Linked DNA regions of Homo sapiens: regions 1, 2 and 3 are each linked to region 4. A link is a contact called in ENCODE Hi-C or POLR2A ChIA-PET data. All regions are on one chromosome and are shown on one strand. The core of a region is the stretch at or near the end of the contact, and the rest is flanking DNA. Distances in the headings are between cores, read along the strand shown. Region 1 has its middle 25 kb from the start of ATOH8. Region 2 has its middle 18 kb from the start of TMSB10. Region 3 holds the start of TCF7L1 (transcription factor 7 like 1). Region 4 holds the start of SH2D6 (SH2 domain containing 6).

Region 1 (5,434 bases), core at 1,707-4,206, 310 kb before region 4:
GAGATCGCGCCACTGCACTCCAGCCTGGGTGACAGAGCGAGACTCTGTCTCAAAAAAAAAAAAAAAGCAATTGAGTTTTCTTAGAACAAACCAATGAAACCAAAGCTGCCCAGATGTTTCCCCCACCCAAGAAGCCTAATGAGGAAGAGGGAGGCCTGGGAGCCTGGAGGAAATTCCCTTCTGCACCCACCCAGACACATGGTGCCAGGCAAGGTGCAAGCTGCTTCACCCGTCAGAGCCTGGTAATAATATTCACAGCATTGTTGTAAGAAACAAATGAGATGACAGGTGACAAAGTGCTTGGCAAAAAAGTACAGCACGCCCACAGAATCGTCTCATGCAGCCCCATCTCTCCTTTCTCTCATTTCCAGTTCTAGAAAACTGGTGTCAGTTACAAAGGCCTTGAGGAACTCCATGAAATTGTCAACTGCTTGAATGAGGATCCCTGAATGTTCTGGAGACAACAACATAAAAGCAGAGAAACAGGTCCATATTCGGTACTCACTGAATGCTTGTTGATGAGATTACATTCTTAAGAAAGATTTCTAACTCCAAATGCTGAAAATTCAAATCTGTCAAGAGCGGCTGTTGACCCAGAATGGTTCAATTAACTGGAACTCCAGCCCTTGAACATTCTGGGTAGCCAGAAAGAATTCTCTCTGGGAAAATACAGGGCCAGCTCACAACAAGCGTGACTTCACCCTGTGCCCCCCAACACTGCAGGATAAGGACATGAAGCCAAGTACAAATGTCACACATCTTCAGGGAGAACCAATTTTATTCTGAAGTTTTTTGGGAGGATGAAAATTACCAACAAGAATTTCCCTCGTTCTAAGATCTGCATTTTCCCCATATTTTAACATTTAATATCTAATTTTAACATTTTAACATCTAATGAGATCATGTTTTTTGCTTCTCAAAAAAAGAAAAAAGGATACGTAAGGATTTATATATCCTTAAATCCATGGTGCCTGTTGCAGTGACATCACCTTAAGACTAAGCAAATAAACCAGTCACACAAATCGCTTTAAATGGAAATGCAAGTCATTAAAAAAGATTGTTTTTAATGATAAAACTTGCCAGGAGGCACTAAAAAGAAGGTGAAAGGCATGTGAACTTTTAAGAAAATGAATGAGAGGTCAAAAAAAAATGTTTTTCCTACGTTGGGCCACTGTATGTCATGCCCTGGCCTGCGTCCCTTCCCTCTCCCTTGCCCTTGGCCATGCTGCGGGGAAGAAGTCCGAGGATGGCTGCCGGACACTGCCACCTGGGACTCACCTGCCCAGAGGGAGACTGCCTGGGAAAAAAATTAATGGCCGGGTGCAGTGGCTCACTCCTGTAATCCCAGCACTTTGGGAGGCCGAGGCAGATGGATCACCTGAGGTCAGGAGTTCGAGACCAGCCTGGCCAACATGGTGAAACCCGTCTCTACTAAAAATACAAAAATTAGCCAGGCGTGGTGGTGGGCACCTGTAATCCCGCTACTCAGGAGGCTGAGACAGGAGAATCACTTGAACCTGGGAGGCGGAGGTTGCAGTGCCGAGATTACGCCACTGCACTCCAGCCTGGGCGACAAGAGCAAAATTCCTTCTCGGAAAAATAATAATAATAATAAATTAAAGATTGGCAAGGCAGGGGTGTCCCACGTGACACAGGAGCCTCATGGCCCTTTGGTGACACACCTGTGTCCACAATGCCTGTGGGGTGAGCACAAGTGAAGACCGCCAGGCTGCTGGGGGCAAATGGAGTGCCGCAGCCATGCCTGGCCTTCCCCTTCCACCTCCACTCCCCTCTGGGCCAATCTTGGGTGAGGACAGAGCTTCAGGGACCACACAGGTCATCAGCCAAAAATGAGTCCAGTTTGTCAAGGAGTTACCTCACCCAGCCAGACCCGCTTCAAACTTTTGCGGGAAGGACATGGCTAGGAGGAGAGCTGGAATCCCACTGGAATAATCCTGGCTGGTATAAGCCTGAGACCCTCCGTCCATGTCTTTGGAGAAGGAAGCATCTGGGCTGGTGCAAGCTCTCCTGTCACCCTTGGGGACAAAGGGTCGTGGCAGCTGTGGGCCCAGCCCGGAGTGGGTAGGCAAGGCTGGCTCTCATGCCCTCTGGCTTTGCCAGGTCCTGAAGCCCACTGACCCTGACCCTGGACCTCCTAATGACCTCCTAACCCCACCCCTAAAATTTCTACAATAAACCTGTTTATTTTTACAATCTCTCACCATCTTCCTGAGCCTAGGTTCGGCCTGCCTCAGCTATCCCAGCCCACATCCTGCCTGGGACTCAGAGGCAAACCTCACAATTTCGAGACCATCTGACATTCCTTCAGCATCTAATATTTTTCAACCTGGGACCATTTACCCAACATCCCTCTAGACCGGACTTCTCAGCCTCTTCCTGTGCCTCAGCTCACATGAAGGATGGCATTTGCAGGCAGCTGCACACCTCGGGCCACCTTTAAGCCAAATCCCTGGCTTCTAATTCCGCCCCTCTTTCTCCCACTTCGTGCTGCCTCCGAATCGCAGATGTCCGTCTATTATTGCACTTTGCATCGTGTACCTCGGTTACTTATTTAGGTGCCAGTCTCCCTTGGGGGCAAGTCCTGGGTTTTATAGAGGATTTTTTTTTTTAATCTCCGTGGCCCCAGTGACCAGCCCAGCATCTAACACACTGCTCACAGGAATCCTGTGTCCCTGAACCCTTCTCCCGGGCCAAGATCAGACCTGTTTGAGGAAGATGGAAAAAGTGCTCTGTGAGCAGGATTATGAAATGACAGGGATGACGTGAGGGGCTTTCGAAACCCTGGGAAGGAAGATGCCCACGTGAATGACAGCCCCTTGCTATTCTCGGCCACCCGAGGTTCAGGTTTTAACTCAGGACAGCTGCCCGGAGCCTGCAGTCAGCCGGGGACAGAGCCTCCCGCCAGCGCAGCAGACCTCTGCTGCCCCCTCGTGGTCCCGGGACCTCAGCCGAGTGGGGTCTCCAAAGGCTCCAGCTTCTCGTCTCTGGGAAACTTCTCAGCCGCAAGCCTGAAGACAGAGATTTCCACCTCACAGCTGCCTGGGGAATGCCTCTTTGCAACAGGGAACCAAGAGGAGCTAAGAGCAGGGCCTTAGGGGGTTTTCCATTCACAGCTTTGCAGTTTAACTCACAGTGTGACTTTCAGTGACCTCCTTCACCATTCCAAGCCTCAGTTTTCTCATCTGTAAAACAGAGATTTTAATATGAATCCTCCCTCATGGGTTTTGTACAGATCAAGGGAGATAATAAATGAAAATTGCTTAACACATAGTAAAGACCTGGCACATACAAGGACCCAGAGGGGTAGCTATTGCTATTATTATAATGAGGAGAATCTGGGTGACCCTCTCGTCCACCCTTCTATTCCCAGGACCTGGGGACTGCTCCTAAGTATCTGCTGAATGAGTGAATGTATTACAGGTGCTTTTGACTTTCTTCTTTCTACTTTCCATTCACGTGGGCATCTTCCTTCCCAGGGTTTCGAAAGCCCCTCACGTCCTCCCTGTCATTTCATAATCCTGCTCACAGAGCACTTTTTCCATCTTCCTCAAACAGTCCAATCTTGGCCCGGGAGAAGGGTTCAGGGACACAGGCTTCCTGTGGGCAGAAATTTTATTCTAAAATTTCTACAATAAACATGTTTATTTTTACAATCACAATAAATTTTAAAACTTTAAACAAGGAAATGTGTAAAGAAAAGGGAAAATGGGAGGGGTACACAAAGTTTATGCTCATGCTTACCTGACAGGGGAGATACCATGATCACAAAGGTGGTTTTCCCAGTGCGAGGCTCACCATTGCACCCCGGAGGTGCAGACCCCTGTGTTTTCCCCAAATGAGAAAAATAAGAAAAGAAAGAAAGAAAGTTTCGTCTTCCATTGGATCGACTCCATTCTCCTCCTCCAGGTGGTGATGGCAACGAGCAACAGGAACACACTCCTTCCCCAAACACCTCACCCTCCACCTTCTCAAATTGGCCCAAGTTTGGGCGGAAATGTTAGGCCACCCCAGGCGCAAAGCCCTGGCACTGGGCCGGTTTCCTGGAGTAGGTGGATCTGGGTTGGTGGGGGCTGTGGCAGTTCCATTCTGCTTCCCTGGGCCAGGCTTGGAGCATTGCGCTTGTCACAGGCTTTGGTCTTGCGGGTATTGAGGCCACCATGGGCCTCATAATTATTTCCTTTGAGTGCAGATTATTTGCCAGCGCAGAGAGGTGGTGGCAGACCTAGCGTGGGGTGGGGGAGATGGACTGATGCAGACAGGGTCTCGTGGAGAACGCCGGCTCCTGTCACTCACAGGGGAGTGGAGTCAATTCAGAGGAGGATACATTTTTTGCACCCTCCCACTTTCCCATATTTTCCCTTTTATTTACCCATTTCCTCATTTAAAGTTTTAAAATGTATTATGATTATAAAAACAAACATGTTTATGGTAGAAATTTTGGAATATACAGGAAAGTAAAAAGAAGAAAGTCAAAAGCATCTGTAATACATGCACTCATTCAAGAGATACTTAAAGCAGCAGGGAATAGAATGGCGAACGAGAGACCCCATCTCAACCCTCCCAGAAATCATGCTTAGGTAGGGGATCCCATTACCCTGAGACAACCACTTACAATAGTTTCATATGCTTCCTTTAAGTTTTTTTCCATAAATATATCTAACCTATATTTAGTTATTTCAAAGCACACTGAGCTCATACCTATCTGCACCGATATATGCTATTTATCAAAAATATTCTATCACATGTATTGTTGTAATGGCTGAGTGTTCCAACACAGAAATGTAAAATAATCCATTTAACACATCTCGGGCTTTCAGTTATTAGCTTGCTTGCTTGTTTCCCATCCTTTTGTGATTCTAAATTACAATGTAATTAAAACATTTTAGGTAATGTATCTGATCTGCTATGACTATTTTCTCTGGAAAACAAATTATTAGATCAAATGGAATAAATATGAGAAGCAACACAAAAAAAACCACTGAATACTAATTATAAAGTAATACAAGCATTTTGAAAAATATTTAACAAAATACAGAAAAGTACAAAGAACAAAATAATGCTCACCTATAAGTCCACTACCTCCAGGTAACTACTATTAATATTCTTGATACATCGTTTTCCAGATTTTTATCTGCATATAAGGGTACTAAAATACAGTCTGGGCCCGGCGCGATGGCTTACGCCTATAATGCCATCACTTTGGGAGGCCGAGGCAGGTGGATCACCTCAGGTCAGGATACCAGCCTGGCCAACATGGTGAAACCCTGTCTCTACTGAAAATACAAAAAAAAATTAGCTGTAATCCCAGCTACTAGGAAAGCTGAGGCAGGAGAATCGTTTGAACCTGGGAGGTGGAGGTTGCAGTGAGCCGAGATCGCGCCATTGCACTCCAGCCTGGGCGACAAGAGCAAGA
Region 2 (5,116 bases), core at 426-2,925, 490 kb after region 4:
GCTCACTGCAACTTGTCACTCGGGTCACCCTTCTCCGAGGCCACCTCCACAGCTGGCCACCAGAAGGCACCCTTCACCTTTCCGGGGCCTCCGTATTCATAAGCGAATTGATGACTAGGGAACCGATTTATGCATGGTGGGTGGCGCTGTTGGGTCTCAAGCTTGCCTTTCTCTGCCTAGCCCCGGGACCTCCTGAACCCAGTAGAGGCCTACCTTGAGGTGTATTTCTGCCCCTCTCTCCCCCATAGCTGCTCCTGAATACTCCTCAGCCACAATTTCTTCCCAGGTGGACAATATGGGCTCAAGAAATTGCTCCCTGAGTCATCAGATCCTCTCATGATGCTTAAGCTTTAATACAACATCCCTGCATGCCCCACTTGCCTAGACCTGCCCTGGATCATCAGTCTGTGCCCTCTTGGCTTGGGGAGGCCAAGAATGGGGCCTGCCTGTGTGTGGGCCAGGCAGACAGCCTCCTAGAGAGGTGACTTAGAGGCTCTGGAAGGCTCCCTCGGCTCCCTAAACCTGTGGGCAGGTGGAGAGGACCCAGCGCTGAACATCTCCCAGAAGAGATGGGAACAGCTAGTGGCTGAAGGGACATGCATCATATTCTCAGTAGCGCCTTTAGAATTTCTAAAAAAGAAGAGGCTCAAAGGCAGCAATCTGGTTATGTTATGGGTGGAGGGTGTCCAGGTTCTTGGCAGTTTGAACAAAGGATTGGACAAAATGCACAAACAAAGCAAGGAAGGAATGAAGCAACAAAAGCAAAAATTTATTGAAAACGAGAGTACACTCCACAGGGTGCGAACAGACCAAGCATAGGATTTTCTGGGGTTTAAATACCCTCTAGAGGTTTCCCACTGGCGACTTGGTGTACACTCTAAGTAAAAGAAATAGTGGCCCACTATCAGTCTGATTGGTTGCAGAAATTAACCAATCAGAGGCTGAAGTGAAGTTACAAAGTAACTTACACCTTTGTAAGTGTCTGATTGGTTGTGGAAAGCAACCAATCAGAGGCTGAAGTGAAGTTACAAAGTTACACTCCTATGCAAATATCTGGTTGCAGAAATCAACCAATCAGAGATACTTTCAATTTTCCGTCGGCCCCACAGAAAAGGGGGGTGGGGTTTGCAAAGGGAGTAGCCTCCAGTCCTTTTGTTACTTAGGTGTGGAAAGTTGGGGTTTTCCTTTTGATTTAGTTCTAGAAAGTCAGCGTGAATCGGCCTTAGGTTCCCTGCCTCCAGACCCTATTTTTCTGCTTCAGTCAGGAGGGGGTGGTCTGGGGATGTGGGGGGCAACTATGGGTTTGCCTTGAAACTCTATATGCCTTGTAAGGATGAAGCGTTTGCAGCTTAATTAAAACAGAAACATTTCCAGAGATGCCTTTATTCATGTTTATATGAGGATATTATAAGTGCTTATTTTATTTAAGAGGTTGATGAAGATTATAGTGGGGAAAAGCATCCCTTGGTACAGTTCAGGTCCTGGTGACAGGTTTGTTCACGAGCAGTGTTGGTGGTAAGGAAACTCTGATGGGTTTTAGCATTTTAGTGGGCTAATCCAGGAAGGAATGGGCTGCACCGGGATTACGTGGGTTGACCCCAGGGGAAGAGAATGAGAGGAAGTGTCAAGACAAAGGGAGAGAGGTTTGGGAAACTCCCCAGGACTGGGAGGAGCCAGAAGCCTGCAGTTTCCTCAAGGACCTGAGACTCTCACCCACTCTCTGTGTTCAGGGAAGTAGCCTCCCCTGTAGGAGCACTGATGTGGTAGATATAGTTAATAGTGGGGTGCAGGACCAGATTGAATTTCTTTTTTTTTTTTTTTTTAGACAGGGTCTCACTCTATTGCCCAGGCCTGGAGTGCAGTGGCTTGATCTTGGCTCACTGTAACTCCTGCCTCCCAGGTTCAAGTGACTCCCCTGCCTCAGCCTCCTGAGTAGCTGGGATTGCAGGTGTGTGTTACCACACCCAGCTGCTTTTTTTTTTTTTTTTTTGAGACGGAGTCTCACTCTGTCGCCCAGAGTGCAGTGGTGCGATCTTGGCTTACCACAACCTCCACCTCCCAGGTTCAAGTGATTCTCCTGCCTCAGCCTCCCAAGTAGCTGAGACTACGGGCGCACACCACCATGCCTGGCTAATTTTTGTATTTTTAGTTGAAACGGGGTTTCACCATGTTGGCCAGGATGGTCTTGATCTCCTGACCTCGTGGTCCTCCCACCTCGGCCTCCCAAAGTGCTGGGATTACAGGCGTGAGCCACAGCGCCCGGCCTAGGAAATGAATTCTATACAGAATAATCAGAGTGGTTCCTGTGCCCTTTGGCTGCTTGTGCAGTTAAGCACATTTATCATGACTATTATAAATTATTTCCTTTTAATTATAGCCAAGTTAATCATACACAAAATTTTTTATAGCTTTTCTTTTTATGAACCTTATCATGATTTACACAGACAATTTACAACATGCTTGAACTTTTTGTTTTGTCATAAATTTCCCTCTTTCTTAAATAAACAGTCATTTTACTGTAGGACAAAAATTTACCACATAAGATTATTTCTCATACAAAATTATTCTCTTTTCTTCTTAATCTTTGTTACCAAAAATACATCTTTACATCTGTGACTCTCTTTACATCTCTTTCACCTATTTACTAGTTTCTTTTTACCTTCTTTCATAAATAGGCTTTACATAATCTCTGTATTACATACAATTCTTTTTGTCAAAAGAATATAACTTTATGTCTTCCTTATATTTTTTTAAATGTGCATATTTTATACATAGAATTATATAACTAGAATCAATCCCTCCCTCCCTCCCTCCCCTCCCTCCCCTCCCTCCTTTCTTCCTTCCTTCCTTCTTTTTTTTGAGACAGGGTCTTGCTCTGTTGCCCAGGCTGAAGTGCTATGGCATGATCATGGCTCAATGAAGCCTCCAGCTCCTGGGCTCAGGTAATCCTCCTGCCTTAGCCTCCTGAGAAGCTGGGATTACAGGTGCCCGCCACCACACCCAGCTAATTCTTTGTATTTTCAGTAGAGACAGGTTTTCACCATGTTGGCCAGGCTAGTCTCGAACCCCTGACCTCCCACCTTGATCCACCCACTTTGGCCTCCCAAAGTGCTGGGATTGCAGGTGTAAGCCACCAAGCCTGGCCTAAGAATAAATTTATTATGAGTAGACTCATGCAATTATGGAGGCTGAGGAGTCCCACAATCTGCTTTCGACAAGCTGGAGACCCAGGAAAGCCTGGGCTATAATTCAGTCTGGGTCCAGAGACCTGAGAACCAGAGGAAATGATGATATGAATCTCAGTTTTGAGGCGGCAGAAGATAAAAGATGTCCCAGTTCAAGCAATGAGGCCGCATAAATACTGGGGAGGGCAATCTACTGGGCCCACCAGTTCAAATGCAATTCTCATCCAGAAACACCCTCACAAATATACTCAGAAACAACGTTTAATCTGGGTCCACTCAAATTGACCATAAAATTAACCATCACAGGCTCATACCAAGATGAGCATATTTTGGCTGGGTGCAGTGGCTCACTCCTATAATCCAGCACTTTGGGAGGCCGAGGCGGGTGGAGCACCTGAGGTTGGGCATTCAAGACCAGCCTGACCAACATGGAGAAACCCTGTCTCTACTAACAATACAAAATTAGCCAGTCTTGGTGGCACATGCCTGTAATCCCAGCTACTTGGGAGGCTGAGACAGGAGAATTGTTTGAACCGGGAGGTGGAGGTTGTGGTGAGCTGAGATCGCACCATTCCACTCCAGCCTGGGCAATGAGCGAAACTCCATCTCAAAAATAAAAAATAAATAAAAATAAAGATGAGCATATTTTGCTTTACCAGTTAATATGCTGAATTATGACAACAGATTTCCTAGTATTGAAATTTTATTGCATCCTTGGAATAAACCTTATTTGGCCATGTTTTGTTATTGTAATATACTTTTTTGATTAAATTTACTAGTATTTTATTTAGAAGTTTGCAACAATATTCACAGTAGATTTTGTTTTCAGGATCATATTTGCTTTGTAAATGTTTTGGAAGGCATGTTAGAGTGCTCCAGAGAGAAAGAGCCAATAGGATATGTATATATACAGTTGGCTTCTCATATCCAGGGTTTCTACATCAGGGAATTCAATTAATTGTGGATTGAAAATATCTGGGAAAAAAGCTTTTATACTGAACATGTATAGACTTTGTTTTCCTTGTCATTATTTCCTAAACAATACTGTTTAACAACTATTTGCATAGCCTTTACATTGATATTATAAATAATCTCGAGATGATTTAAAGTGTACTGGAGGATGTGCATAGGTTATATGCAAATACTATGCCATTTTATAGCAGGGATTTGACCATCTCTGGATTTTGCTATCTGCAGGGAGATAAGAATTCCTGTCCTACAGGATATATAACAAAATAGTGATTGTTTTAAGACGCTAAGTCTTGGAGTTATTTGATATGCAGCAATAAGCCAGAACAAAATGTGTTTAAGAATATAGTTTGGCCGCGCACGGTGGCTCATGCCTGTAATCCCAGCACTCTGGGAGGCCGAGGCGGGTGGATCACCTGAGGTCAGGAGTTTGAGACCAGCCTGACCAACGTGGTGAAACCCCGTGTCTCCTAAAAATACAAAAAATTAGCCAGGCATGGTGGCGGGCACCTGTAATCCCAGCTACCTGGGAGGCTGAGGCAGGAGAATCGCTTGAAACTAGGAGGCAGAGATTGCAGTGAGCTGAGATCATGTCATTACACTCCAGCCTGGGCGACAGAAAAAGACTCTGTCTCCAAAAAAAAAAAAAAAAAAAAAGAATATGGGCCGGGCACAGTGGCGCATGCCTGTAATCCCAGCACTTTGGGAGGCCGAGGCGGTCAGATCACGAGGTCAGGAGATCGAGACCATCCTGGCTAACATGGTGAAACCCCGTCTCTACTAAAAATACAAAAAAAAAAAAAATTAGCTGGGTGTGGTGGTGGGCGCCTGTAGTCCCAGCTACTCAGGAGGCTGAGGCAGGAGAATGGCATGAACCCGGGAGGCAGAGCTTGCAGTGAGCCGAGATCGCACCACTGCACTCCAGCCTGGGTGACAGAGCGAGACTCCGTCTCAAAAAAAAA
Region 3 (5,105 bases), core at 167-2,666, 290 kb after region 4:
CACTGCCAGAGAAAGCTGACCGATTTCCAAGAAGGAAAGCGAGACCCCCCCAAAGCGGGCACAAATCCAAGTTTCCTTCGGTGCAGGCGAAGAATTCTGGAGGCCAAGGAAGATCCCAGAGGTGGACTCCAAAACCTCAACCCGCAAGAGGGGAAAAGTTAAAGTAACTTTACTTTCATCCAGGCACTGGCCAGCGCAGCCTCGCGCTCGGCCGCCAGAGAGTAGTTCAACTCCGCAAACAAGTTCTGCTTGGGATCGGCGCAGAAGGCCCCATCCCCCACTCCATGGCCAAGCCCGGGGGCGCATCCTGCGGGCCGCGGCCTCCCACCCTCCCCGGCGCGCCCGACGGGCACTCACGGTGCGCGCTCCTCCGGGAGACAGGGGTCCGTTGGAGAGGTACGGGCTGCTCAGGTCCGGGATCATCAGGAAGGGGTACCCAGGGTACGGGGGTCCTTTAAAGAACGCGCTGTCCTGAGGCCTTCTCACTGCGAACAAGACCAAGGCGAGGTGAGGCCCAGGCCCCCGGGACTGACAGCGCCGCGGCAGGGGGCTCGAGGCGGGAGCTGGGGACCCCAGCGCCCCCCACGCGCGCCCCACGGGGGCTGCCGCCAATAAAGGCGGAGGGCAAGGGTGCGTCCACCCAAGCAAGGGGGACGGTGGGCCGCCCGGGCTGAGCAGCGGAGCGCAGCGGGAATCGAGAGTGGGGGGCTGTCCCAGCGGGCACATACCTTCGGCGAAATAGTCCCGCGGCTTCTGGAAAGTGTCCCGGACGGGCTGCGGGCGCCTCTCCGCCTGCGGAGGAGACACAAAGGCAAGAGCGGGTGAGCGGACGCAGGGCCGGGATCCCCCGGGGGTGGCCGCGGTGCTTCCTTACCTCCGAGTCCGAGCTGCTGCTCTGGTTCTCCGACTCGTTGACCAGGGACGACTTGACCTCGTCTAGGTCCCGCTGCGCCGAGGCGCTATCGCTGCTCGGCTCCTGCTCCTCGCCCCCCTCGTCCTGGAAGGGGATCAGCTCGTCGTTCGCCCCGAGGTCGTCCCCTCCGCCGGCCGCCCCGGCGCTGGAGCCGCCGCCTCCCCCGCTGCCGCCGCCGCCGCCGCCGCCCCCGCCGCCGAGCTGGGGCATGGTGGGGCCGCGGGCCGGGGCCGCCGCTCTCGGAGCCCCTAGCCGCCCGCGCCCTGCCCGGCCCGGCCCGGCGCCCCTCCCGCCCGCTTGCGGGCCCGCTGCGCTAGCCGCCGCAACAAAGTTTGACAGGGCGTGGCCCCGCGGGAAGCGGGCCCGGCGCTGCCCGGCCGGGGCGCAGGCGGCTCGGCTCGGGCCCCTCCGGCAGCGCCGAGCCTAGGGCTCCCCAACTCGCCACCGCCGCCGCCTGCTCCGCCGGGGCGTCCCAGCCCCTGGCCCGCCGGGGAGGGGCGAGCGGGGAGGGAGGGAGGAGGGACCGCCGGGCTGGGCAGGGGGGCCGGAGGGAGGAGCCCCGGCTGCAAGCTGACACCCGCGCGCCTCGCGGAACCCGGAGAGCTGCGGTGCGCGCGCACACACACACATACACACGCACTCACACTCACACGTTCACACTCGCATCTTCCAGGGGCTGCGTCTCCCTGCAACGTGCACCGCCCCCAACCCCCTCCTGCGCCTCACACTGCACCCTCGGCGGCCCTCCCCACGGCCTCCCTGGAGTCCTGGAAGTCTTGCGCCCACCCCTCCGCATCCCCTAACTTTCTCCCAAAGAACCTCCAGAACTCCGCGCAGGTTCCCACCCCCTCCCACCGTATCGGCGCGCGGGCGGGCGGCACTGCCCCCTGCGGGAAAGCCTCGGACGCACATACTGGCCGCGGGGCCCTCCCCCTGCCTAGAGTCCCTCCGAGTGCGCGAGCTGATGCACGGACTAGGACACTGGGGACATCTATGGAACCCCGGAAAATGCCCGGCGGCTTTCCGCGCCTTTTTCCTGTGGGGTTCCAACGCGACCCCCGGCCCAGGTTTTCAACCTTGTACAGATATACAGATTTCCCTGCTGAAATCTTGAAGATCACCTTTTCTTCATTGTTTGGGACTAGGTCCTAAATCGAAAAATCGCGGTCTTGGGTTCCAAAAGAATTTGGATTTGGTTCATTGAGAGGGAAAATTGCCTGTCCAGTGATCTCCGAAGCCATTCACAAAGCTGCGTGAGTAGCCAGTGAACACGAGAAAAATGCTCAACCAGCCTCATACCTAAGTAATGCCTGTGGTGCGAGCGCCACGGCCCGCGCCTGGAGTTCCATCTACTCCCGAGGCCTAGGCAGGAGGATCGCTGGAGCCCAGGAGTTTGAGACCAGCCTGGGCAACATAGCAAGACCTTGTCTCCAAAAAAAAAATTTTTTTAATAAAGAAATGCCTGTTACAATGACATTAAGATGTCGTTTCTCTCCAACCTGTGCGGGAAAGTTTGAGGAAAATGAATATCTTGTGTTATCCTCCGTGGGGAACTATTAGAGCATAAACTTTGAAAACAGCTTGGAAGGCAGTATGGAACTATGTAAAACTATTTTCAGCCCAACTGGCAGAAGAGTTTCTACAGAGGTGCCCGCACATATGGGCAAAGCCACATATGCTAGGTTCAAAGCATCAGAGAGCTTGGTGACATGCATTCTTCATCTTTCTTTACAGTGACAGTCCATGCAGCTGGCCAGTTCTATGCAGTGTCCCCGCCCCTCCCCCCACCCATACACACACACACACACACACACACACACACACACACACACACACACACAGGCACATGGACCAAGATTGATTTTGGAGGAACATCTTTAAATGAAACACTATATATGACACTCACTATTTTATTTTTGTTTTTAAAAAAATTATACACATTTATTTCTGCGTAGAAAAAAATCTGAGAAGATGCAAATTATTATCAATGACTATTTCTGGGAAAGGATAAGTGAAAGGAGATAGTTTTCTGGTTTCTATGAACTTTATAACAAGCAGATATGCCTTTTCTAATTTTTTACACAATACATGAGTACAGTCTCATAAAGCGTTTTCAAATAACAGATGTATCTTGAGCAGTATCGAGTAACAAGTAAAAGTTCCTCTTTCCCCCTCAGGACACAGGACCCTTCTAATTAACCACTTTCAGTTAACTGCCTCTGGTTAACCACTGTCACTAGTTTGGTATATATCCTTCCAGACACTTTCCTAGGCAGTTATGAACATATGTAAACGTATTTACAGATATTCTGATGTACATACATAGAATCATACTCTTTGTATTATTGTGTGTTATTTTATTTTTATAAGATTTAAAAGTCAGACGATTTTTCATGTTTATGGTCCATAAATATATGAAAAACCTATTGTACTAGTTTTCTGCTGCTACTGTCACAAATCACGAAAACTTGGTGGCTTAAAACAACAGAAGTTTATCCTCTCATAGTTGTGGAAGACAGAAGTCCACTGTCAGTTTCACTGAGTAGAAATGGAGGTGTTGACGGGGCCATGCTCCCTCTGGAGGCTCCGAAAAGAATCTACCCTTGTCTCTTGCAGCTTCTGGGGGCTTGTGACCACATCACTCCCACCCTTGCGTCTGTAATCACATTGCCTTCTCCTTTTTTTGTCTGTGACAAATTTTCCTCTGCCCCCTTCTTGTAAGAAACCATACTTGTGGCCGGGCACAGTGGCTCACGCCTGTAATCCCAGCTCTTTGGGAAACCAAGGCAGGTGGATCACGAGGTCAGGAGTTCCAGACCAGCCTGGCCAACATGGTGAAACCCTGTCTCTACCAAAAATACAAAAAATTGGCCAGGTGTGGTGGCAGGCGCCTGTAATCCCCGCTACTTGGGAGGCTGAGGCAGGAGAATCGCTTGAATTTGGAGGGAGGAGGTTGCAGTGAGCTGAGATGGCACCACTGCACTCCGGCCTTGGCGACAGAGTGAGACTCTGTCTCAAAAAAAAAAAAAAAAAAAAAAAAGTGATACTTGTGATAGCATTTAAGGACCACCTGGATAACCTGTCCATGTCAAAATCCTTAACTTCATATCTGCAAAGACCTCTTTTCCTTAAACATTCACAGTTTCCAGGGATTAGGTCATAGATGCAGCTTTGGGAGTAAGCCATTATCAGCCTGCCACACCTATAAACCAGAAATGCAAACGGAAACAGCATTGAGATAACCAGTTTTCATCTGTCAGATTGGCAAAGGAAGAAAAGAATGGTAACACCCAGCATTGGCCCCTATACTAAGAAGCACATAGATGCTGGGCCATTGTGTAACAGTTCTAAAGAGAAGTTTGGTAATACCTGTGAAATACCTTTAAAAGTGTGAACCCTTTGACTTATCCACGTACTTCTAGGATTTTATCTGAAGGAAACAACTAGGTACAAAAATAAACCTGTAGAAGTGTGTTCATCACAGTGAAAAAATCTAGAAACAATTTCAATGTCCCCTATAGGGAATTATTAAGTTAAATCATGGTGCATTCATCTAATGGAATGTTATGACATTGTGGAGATATATTTGTCAATATAGAAGGAGGCTCATAATGGTAAGCAAAAGTAGCAAATTAAAATTAACATGTAGACTTCCACTTCCCATTCTAATGGGGTATTGATGTCAGATTGACTCCTTCATCAAGAACAACTAACTATAAACTGGATAAAATACCAAAATAAAACAACAAAACCCAGCTGAGTTGAAGGCATCACTGTCAACCAAGTCAGCCAGGACGTGAGGAGTCAAAATACCAGAAGGGAAATTCATTCAAGCGAGTTTGTATTCACTGCTGTTTCATCCCCTCAGAGAATTTGGTGATTTGTAGCACCAGGCATAGAGGCCAAACCAAAAACAACCATCTAGAGCAGCATACTACAGCTTGCTGCCTGTTTTTGAATGGTCTCAGCTAAGACTTTTTTTTTTTACTTTTTTTTTTTTTTTTTTGAGACGGAGTTTCACTCTTGTTGCCCAGACTGGAGTGCAATGGTGCCATCTCGGCTCACTGCAACCTCCACCTCCCGAGTTCAAGCAATTTTCCTGCTTCAGCCTCCTGAGTAGCTGGGAATGTAGGCATGCACCACCACGCCCGGCTAATTTTGTATTTTTAGTAGAGACGGGGTTTCTCCATGT
Region 4 (5,593 bases), core at 1,226-3,725:
TCCCCTACACTCTCCCTCCTCCACCAAATGTAACATGGCCCTGCTTAGGCTTCCTTCTTCAGCACAGAGCCTGGGAGCCAAGCTTCTCCTGTTCCCAGCTGGTCTTCTACCCTCCCCGTTAGGAGAGACTGGACACAGTGGCTCCCCGACGTCTCCAACCCCACCTCCTTCCTTGATGGGCCTGGAGGGCCCTGAGATCACCCTCCCTCCCTTTTACCAACAGAAAAGCCGAGGCCAGAGAAGAATGGATGCTGGCCAAGGCCATATGATGTACACAGAGCCAAAGCCACAGTCCCCTCACCCCGTCCCGGGCCACTGTGGGGACCTAAGCAGTCGTTCCACGGGAGAGGGCGACCCCTGGTGGTGAGGAGGGGCATGGCAGCCTGTCGCTCATTTCCTGGGCCCGGAGGCTGACGGTGGAAGGGGCGTGGCCTGGAGGACCACCGACCCAGGCTTTAGTTATCAGGAAGGTAAATGAAGGCAAGGCCCGCAGAGCGAAAGAACGTGGGAAGTTAGGACAAGTTTTGCTGGGCTTTGCCCTTCCTTAGCCACATTCCCTGTAATGACCTAACAACACTGCTCTGTGACTTTAACTGCACCCTGCTGATTGCTGGTTGGATCTTCAGGGAGCAGGAATGGGCATTCAACAGCTTTTGGCACACTGCATGTCCCAAGGGTCATTACTGACTTGAGGGTCTGGTGCGAAGCCCTGGAATGCAGAAGCTCACATTCTGATAATAAGATTTCTAATAATAAGAGAATGGGCTCAGTCCGGGCACGGTGGCTCATGCCTGTAATCCCGGCACTTTGGGAGGCCAAGGTGGGCTGATCACCTGAGGTCAGGAGTTCGAGACCAGCCTGGCCAACATGGTGAAACCCCGTCTCTACTAAAAATACGAAAATTAGCCAGGCGTGGTAGTGTGCGCCTGTGATCCCATAATCCCAGCTACTGAGGCTGAGGCAGGCTGAGGCAGGAGAACCGCTTAAGCCCGGGAGGCAGAGGTTGCAGTGGACCGAGATTGCGCCACTGCACTCCAGCCTGGGAGACAGAGCGAGACTCTGTCTCAGGAAACAAACAAACAAACAAACAAACAAAACAGAACGGGCTCTTATTAAAGAGTCCAGGGACTGAGTCAATAGCTGTCTCCAAGTTTCTATGGTACCTATCTCTCCTCTCTAGGGGCAAAAGGGCTACTCAACAAAAGGCTGATTGTTTTAACAGAAACACTCAGAAAACCAAACCTTTGAGAACTTCCCAGGCAGAAATAGGCATGCTTAGAGACCACGCGACCAGTTAATATGAACCCCACATCTGCTATCAAGAGAATCTGGGCAATCTACTTTGAATATCCCTTTTGGAGCTGTTTCTAGGTGTTTAGAGATCAAATGAAATATTTCTAGGAAGTAGCTCGCCTCGAACTAACCACACAAGAATGAAATCTCACTGACTTACAAGGTCATGGCTAAACCTTCATTGACTAGGTATTTTCCTCCTTCCTTGATGATCCAGTATGTAGCAGTATATGCCCAGATCAGGAAGTGTAAAAGCTGAAAATGGAGTTGGAGACAGAAAGTCCAATGTGTTGCTGGCCACTGTGGTGTCACTGCTCCCGATACAGGTGTAACCTGAGTCTCCCGCTTGGGAGCCAGAAATCAGCTGAGAAGAGGCCTCTGGAAAGAGGCTGCCCTGGCCCAGAAGGGTGGATGAAGTAGGGCCTCAGCACAGCTCATCCTACCGAGCAGGCCGGACCCTGAGTTCCTGGCTTGCACTGAAGGGTCTGGGTAAGTCCCTTCTGTAGCGCCTCAGAAGCTCCTTGGGCAACCTGGGAAGTTAGGACAAGAGCTCTGACATTTGACCCTGAGGTGTGAGGAGAGTGCTTTGAGAGAGAGGATGCTGAATGCGAGCGCCCTGGTTATTACCTCCTGGCAGCCTCCTAACCTCACCTTGACTCTGCCATGTAAAATTGATGCCTGGGCGCAGGGCGCCGACGATGGTCAGATACCGCGGCCTGCACACCCTGGGACCTACATCCCTGACCTGGAGGACCCAGGCCTTCCCCGGGCTTCACCACGAGTCCTGCCGGCCACACAGGGACCCTAACAGACCTAGTCCAGTCTCAGGGTCTGGGCTGCTCCTCCTTCCAGGAATGGGAGTTTGCTCTAGGCGATGGAGGAAGGGTTCAGGAGGCCACTCTGCCTGCTTAGCAGGCTGTGGGCCCAACCCCCCACCCACCATCTTCATCTCCCACGGCCCCAACCTCGTAGGGAGGGCAGGGCGGGGCTCAGGTTCGCAGAGAAGGAGGGCTCGGACCAGCGACTCCAGGGCAGAGGGGCGCGTGCAGGGGTGGGGAGCTGGGTTTGCGAGGAGAGAAGGCCATCTCTTCCCCAGCAGGGTAGCCCCCACCTAGCTACCGGGATCCCACCCTGGCTGGCGCAATCTTTGCGTCCGGATCAGCACCCAAGGCCCCGCCCAACGGCCCGCTGCCTGCCGGGATTTGTAGTTTGTAGGGGAGGGGCCAAAAGGCGCGCGCGCGCGCGTGTGTGTGTGTGCGTGTGTGACTGTGTGTTTGTGAGACTGTGTGTGTAAGTGTGTCCGGGGGTCTGTTGTGGTGCTCCCGTCCCCGAGGGCCCTCCGGACCTGGGCTCAGCAAAGGCACCACAGGCCGCAGCTTCCGAGACCCCGCCCCGCGGCCCACTGCCTGCTGGGATTTGTAGTTCTTAGGGGTCTAGGGCCCAGGCTGGGGCCGGGTTGGGGCCTTACACGCGTCCTGGCGTGTGGCTCTCCTGCGTCCTCGTTTTTCTCGTGAGCCCTGGATCTGGACAGTGGGCCCGGCGCGAGGCCCTCAACTCCGGCTGGGCTCCCGGTGGCACTTTCTGCCGACCCTGAGATGTACCCGCCACGCCTGCGGGACTGACCTCTAGGTGGGCAAACCGAGGCACAAAGAGGGGCGCGCTCTGGCCGGAGTCGGCCCTCTTGTGAGAATTTGGGCTGGGAGACCCAGCCCAGGCCTGGCAGGCAAGGCTGGGTCAGGCGAGGGTCCTGGGCCCTTTCGGTGTAAGAGTGTGCAAAATAATGAACAGGCCTGCCCAGGACTGGCTCTGCACATTAGCGCTAGTTACCTTACAGGCTTGACTGATCAGATTTTTATTTGGCACCACTACAGAGGGGAGCCCAGGGAGGGAGGAAGTCTCTCGTGACCAAGAAAACCTATGGTCCACCCTGGCCTACAACTCTGCTTTAACGACAAAAATAAACCGAGTTTGGGAGGGGGTGAGGAGGAGGGGTGTTTTGTAAACTGTGAAGTCCAGGTTATGAGTGAGGTGTTATTATCATCAGGATCAGACCTCAAAGCACTGGAGGAAAGGTCTGGGCCTTCAAGAGCCTCACCTCAAAAGGGAGGGTATGGCCGGGCGCAGTGGCTCACGCCTGTAATCCTAGCATTTTGGGAGGCTGAGGCAAGCAGATCACCTGAGGTCAGGGGTTCAAGACCAGCCTGGCCAACATGTCGAAACCCCATCTCTACTAAAAATAGAAAAAATTACCCGGGCGTGGTGGCACGTGCCTGTAATCCCAGCTACTCGGGAGGCTGAGGCAGGAGAATTGCTTGAACTCAGGAGGCGGAGTTTGCAGTGAGCCGAGATGGTGCCACTGCACTCCAGCCTGGGCAACAGAGCCAGACTCTGTCTCAAAAAAAAAAAAAAAAAAAAAAAGAGCTGAGATAGCTGTTTGCATGTGAAAGGACTCACAACTGGCACTAGCATGCGGTGATAGTGGGGAGGGCATGGACTCCCACTACATGGCTCCCATCTATCCTCTGCCGCTTACTAAGTGGGACCTAGAACAAGTGATTTTGACCTACTTTATCTCTCTTTATCTCTGTTTCCTCATCTGTCAAAGGAGGATAATAAGAGGATCCATGTTAGAGAGTAAATGCAAGGATTAAATGAGAAAATCATATCAAGGATAGCACCTGGCATATAGTGGCAGCACACAATAGTGTTAGCTGTTATGGTGTTGAGTACCCAGTGTGACGCTGGCTGTACAGGGGTAAACTTGTCTTCTGGGGGACTAGTCCCCCCATCCCAGGCACCTGGTGCCCTCCCCAGGCCACTCATGCTGTACTGGACAGTCCCACTTTCCCAAGAAGTCACAAGGAATTCCAGCATGTCACTGTTCTGGTTGCCCCTGAGCACCTAGCAGTGATTTAAGAAAAGGCAAAACCAAAGTTTTGGTTTTGAGCTTTATTCGGAAAATATGGCCACCCAGACCCCTGGCCATTCCCCAGGGCCTGTGAGGTGATCCAGAAAAATTCATTTGCAAATCAAATTTAATGGCTAGAAGCATCCTGAATCAATGTCTTCAAATAAATATTTGGGGCCGGTGAGGTGGCTCACACCTGTAATCCCAACACTTTGGGAGGCCGAGGCAGGCAGATCACCTGAGGTCAGGAGTTCGAGACTAGCCTGGCCGAAATGATGAAACCCTGTCTCTACTAAAAATACAAAAAAATTAGCTGGCATAGTGGCGTGCGCCTGTAGTCCCAGATATTCGGGAGGCTGAGGCAGGAGAATCACTTGAACCGGCGGGGGGGAAGGTTGCAGTGAGCTGAGATTGTGCCATTGCACTCCAGCTTGGGCGACAAGAGTGAGACTCTGTCTCGAAAAAAGAAAAAAAAAGGAATATTTGGGGGAATTTTGATGTTAGAATTGAGCATTGCAAAAGATCCCTGTCAGTCCCCCGTGATGAGGAAATGCAACTGCTCAGCCTGAGCTGTGCCTCTCGGTTGGAGTTAGAGGAGCCAGAAGGGACCCTTCGAGTCTAGTGCTTTCATTCACAGATGGGAAACTGAGGCCCAGAGAGGGCCACATGGCAGGGTAGTTAGAAGACAGGTCGAGAACTTGCTAGGAAGAATCTTTTGCAATTTCAGAACTTCTCAGCACTGGAAATGAGTCCATACCCCGAGTTTATGGGCACAGAAGCAGAAAGCTGATTGTCCTGGACATCCCCAGACCTTGGCCAGAGTCCAAGCAGCTAAGCCCAGAAGCCAGTGTCCAGTGCTTCTCTCTCCTGGGTTTCTTCAGCCAGGTGTTCATCCTAGAAGTAGGAGTTTATTAATAATGGTGATGGTATCTTGCATTGTCCAGGCCTTCATTCTTTTTGCGGATCCTCCCGGCTGGGCACAGTGGCTCACTCCTGTAATCCCAGCACTTTGGGAGGCCGAGGAAGGAGGATCACTTGAGCTCAGGAGTTCAAGGCTGCAGGGAGCTATGATCATGCCACTGCACTCCAGAGCCTAGGTGACAGAGTGAGACCCTGTCTCTTAAAAAAAAAGAAAAAAGAAAAAAAGCAGCCTTTCATTGAATCCTCACAACCTTCCAAGGTAGGAGGACTGGGGCTTCTGTTCTCGTTTCACAGATGAGGAATCTGTGGCTAGGAAGTCTTAAGGGATTATCCCGAGGCAACAGAATCTGGGCAGTATTAGAATGTGGGGGTTTTGCTGTCTAATCTGTTAATGCATTCAGTAAAAATTTTTTTGAGTGCCTATTACCTGCTGGGCGCTATGCAGGGTGCTGGGATTGCAAGGATGACTTG

The links. A loop is a pair of places that touch in the nucleus more often than their neighbours do. ChIA-PET counts read pairs that join two places held with the same protein, here RNA polymerase II (POLR2A). Pooled maps may share reads with other maps.
Region 1: a pooled map shows a loop between it and region 4 (5-fold over the local background). The contact joins the enhancer-like site here to the promoter of SH2D6 in region 4. A Hi-C loop is called at or near these places in 1 of 168 maps with a recorded cell type or tissue (K562) and 5 of 50 pooled maps. POLR2A ChIA-PET finds 5 or more read pairs at or near these places in 1 of 52 experiments (naive thymus-derived CD4-positive, alpha-beta T cell).
Region 2: a loop to region 4 is called in a pooled map, with 2.9 times the contacts of the local background. The contact joins the enhancer-like site here to the promoter of SH2D6 in region 4. A Hi-C loop is called at or near these places in 4 of 50 pooled maps. POLR2A ChIA-PET finds 5 or more read pairs at or near these places in 3 of 52 experiments (HepG2, MCF 10A and naive thymus-derived CD8-positive, alpha-beta T cell).
Region 3: a loop to region 4 is called in a map of mammary epithelial cell, with 2.8 times the contacts of the local background. The contact joins the promoter of TCF7L1 here to the promoter of SH2D6 in region 4. A Hi-C loop is called at or near these places in 1 of 168 maps with a recorded cell type or tissue (mammary epithelial cell) and 1 of 50 pooled maps.

Annotation. Positions count from the first base shown.
Region 1 is chr2:85,726,658-85,732,091 of GRCh38, reverse strand. It overlaps the pseudogene RNU1-38P. Among named protein-coding and RNA genes, the nearest start is that of ATOH8, 25 kb to the left of the region's middle. Within about 2 kb of position 2,956, at least 12 of the 41 ENCODE cell types and tissues checked have a DNase peak (open chromatin) inside an H3K27ac peak, as active enhancers do.
Region 2 is chr2:84,920,835-84,925,950 of GRCh38, reverse strand. No RefSeq gene overlaps it. Among named protein-coding and RNA genes, the nearest start is that of TMSB10, 18 kb to the right of the region's middle. RefSeq lists an enhancer at 823-872. Within about 2 kb of position 1,675, at least 19 of the 41 ENCODE cell types and tissues checked have a DNase peak (open chromatin) inside an H3K27ac peak, as active enhancers do.
Region 3 is chr2:85,129,703-85,134,807 of GRCh38, reverse strand. It overlaps TCF7L1 (transcription factor 7 like 1), which reads right to left and starts at 1,416. Exons shown (of 12, transcript NM_031283.3): 1 at 875-1,416; 2 at 729-792; 3 at 358-485. The coding sequence starts at 1,123. RefSeq lists enhancers at 1-231, 807-1,381 and a silencer at 1,747-1,816.
Region 4 is chr2:85,415,596-85,421,188 of GRCh38, reverse strand. SH2D6 (SH2 domain containing 6) reads right to left here and starts at 2,475. Exons shown (of 24, transcript NM_001394463.1): 1 at 2,259-2,475; 2 at 1,945-2,160. It overlaps LOC105374841 (a long non-coding RNA gene), which reads right to left. Exons shown (of 3, transcript XR_940316.3): 3 at 4,228-5,095. It also overlaps a transcript of CAPG not described here. RefSeq lists enhancers at 477-626, 2,855-3,014, 2,493-3,028, 3,025-3,134.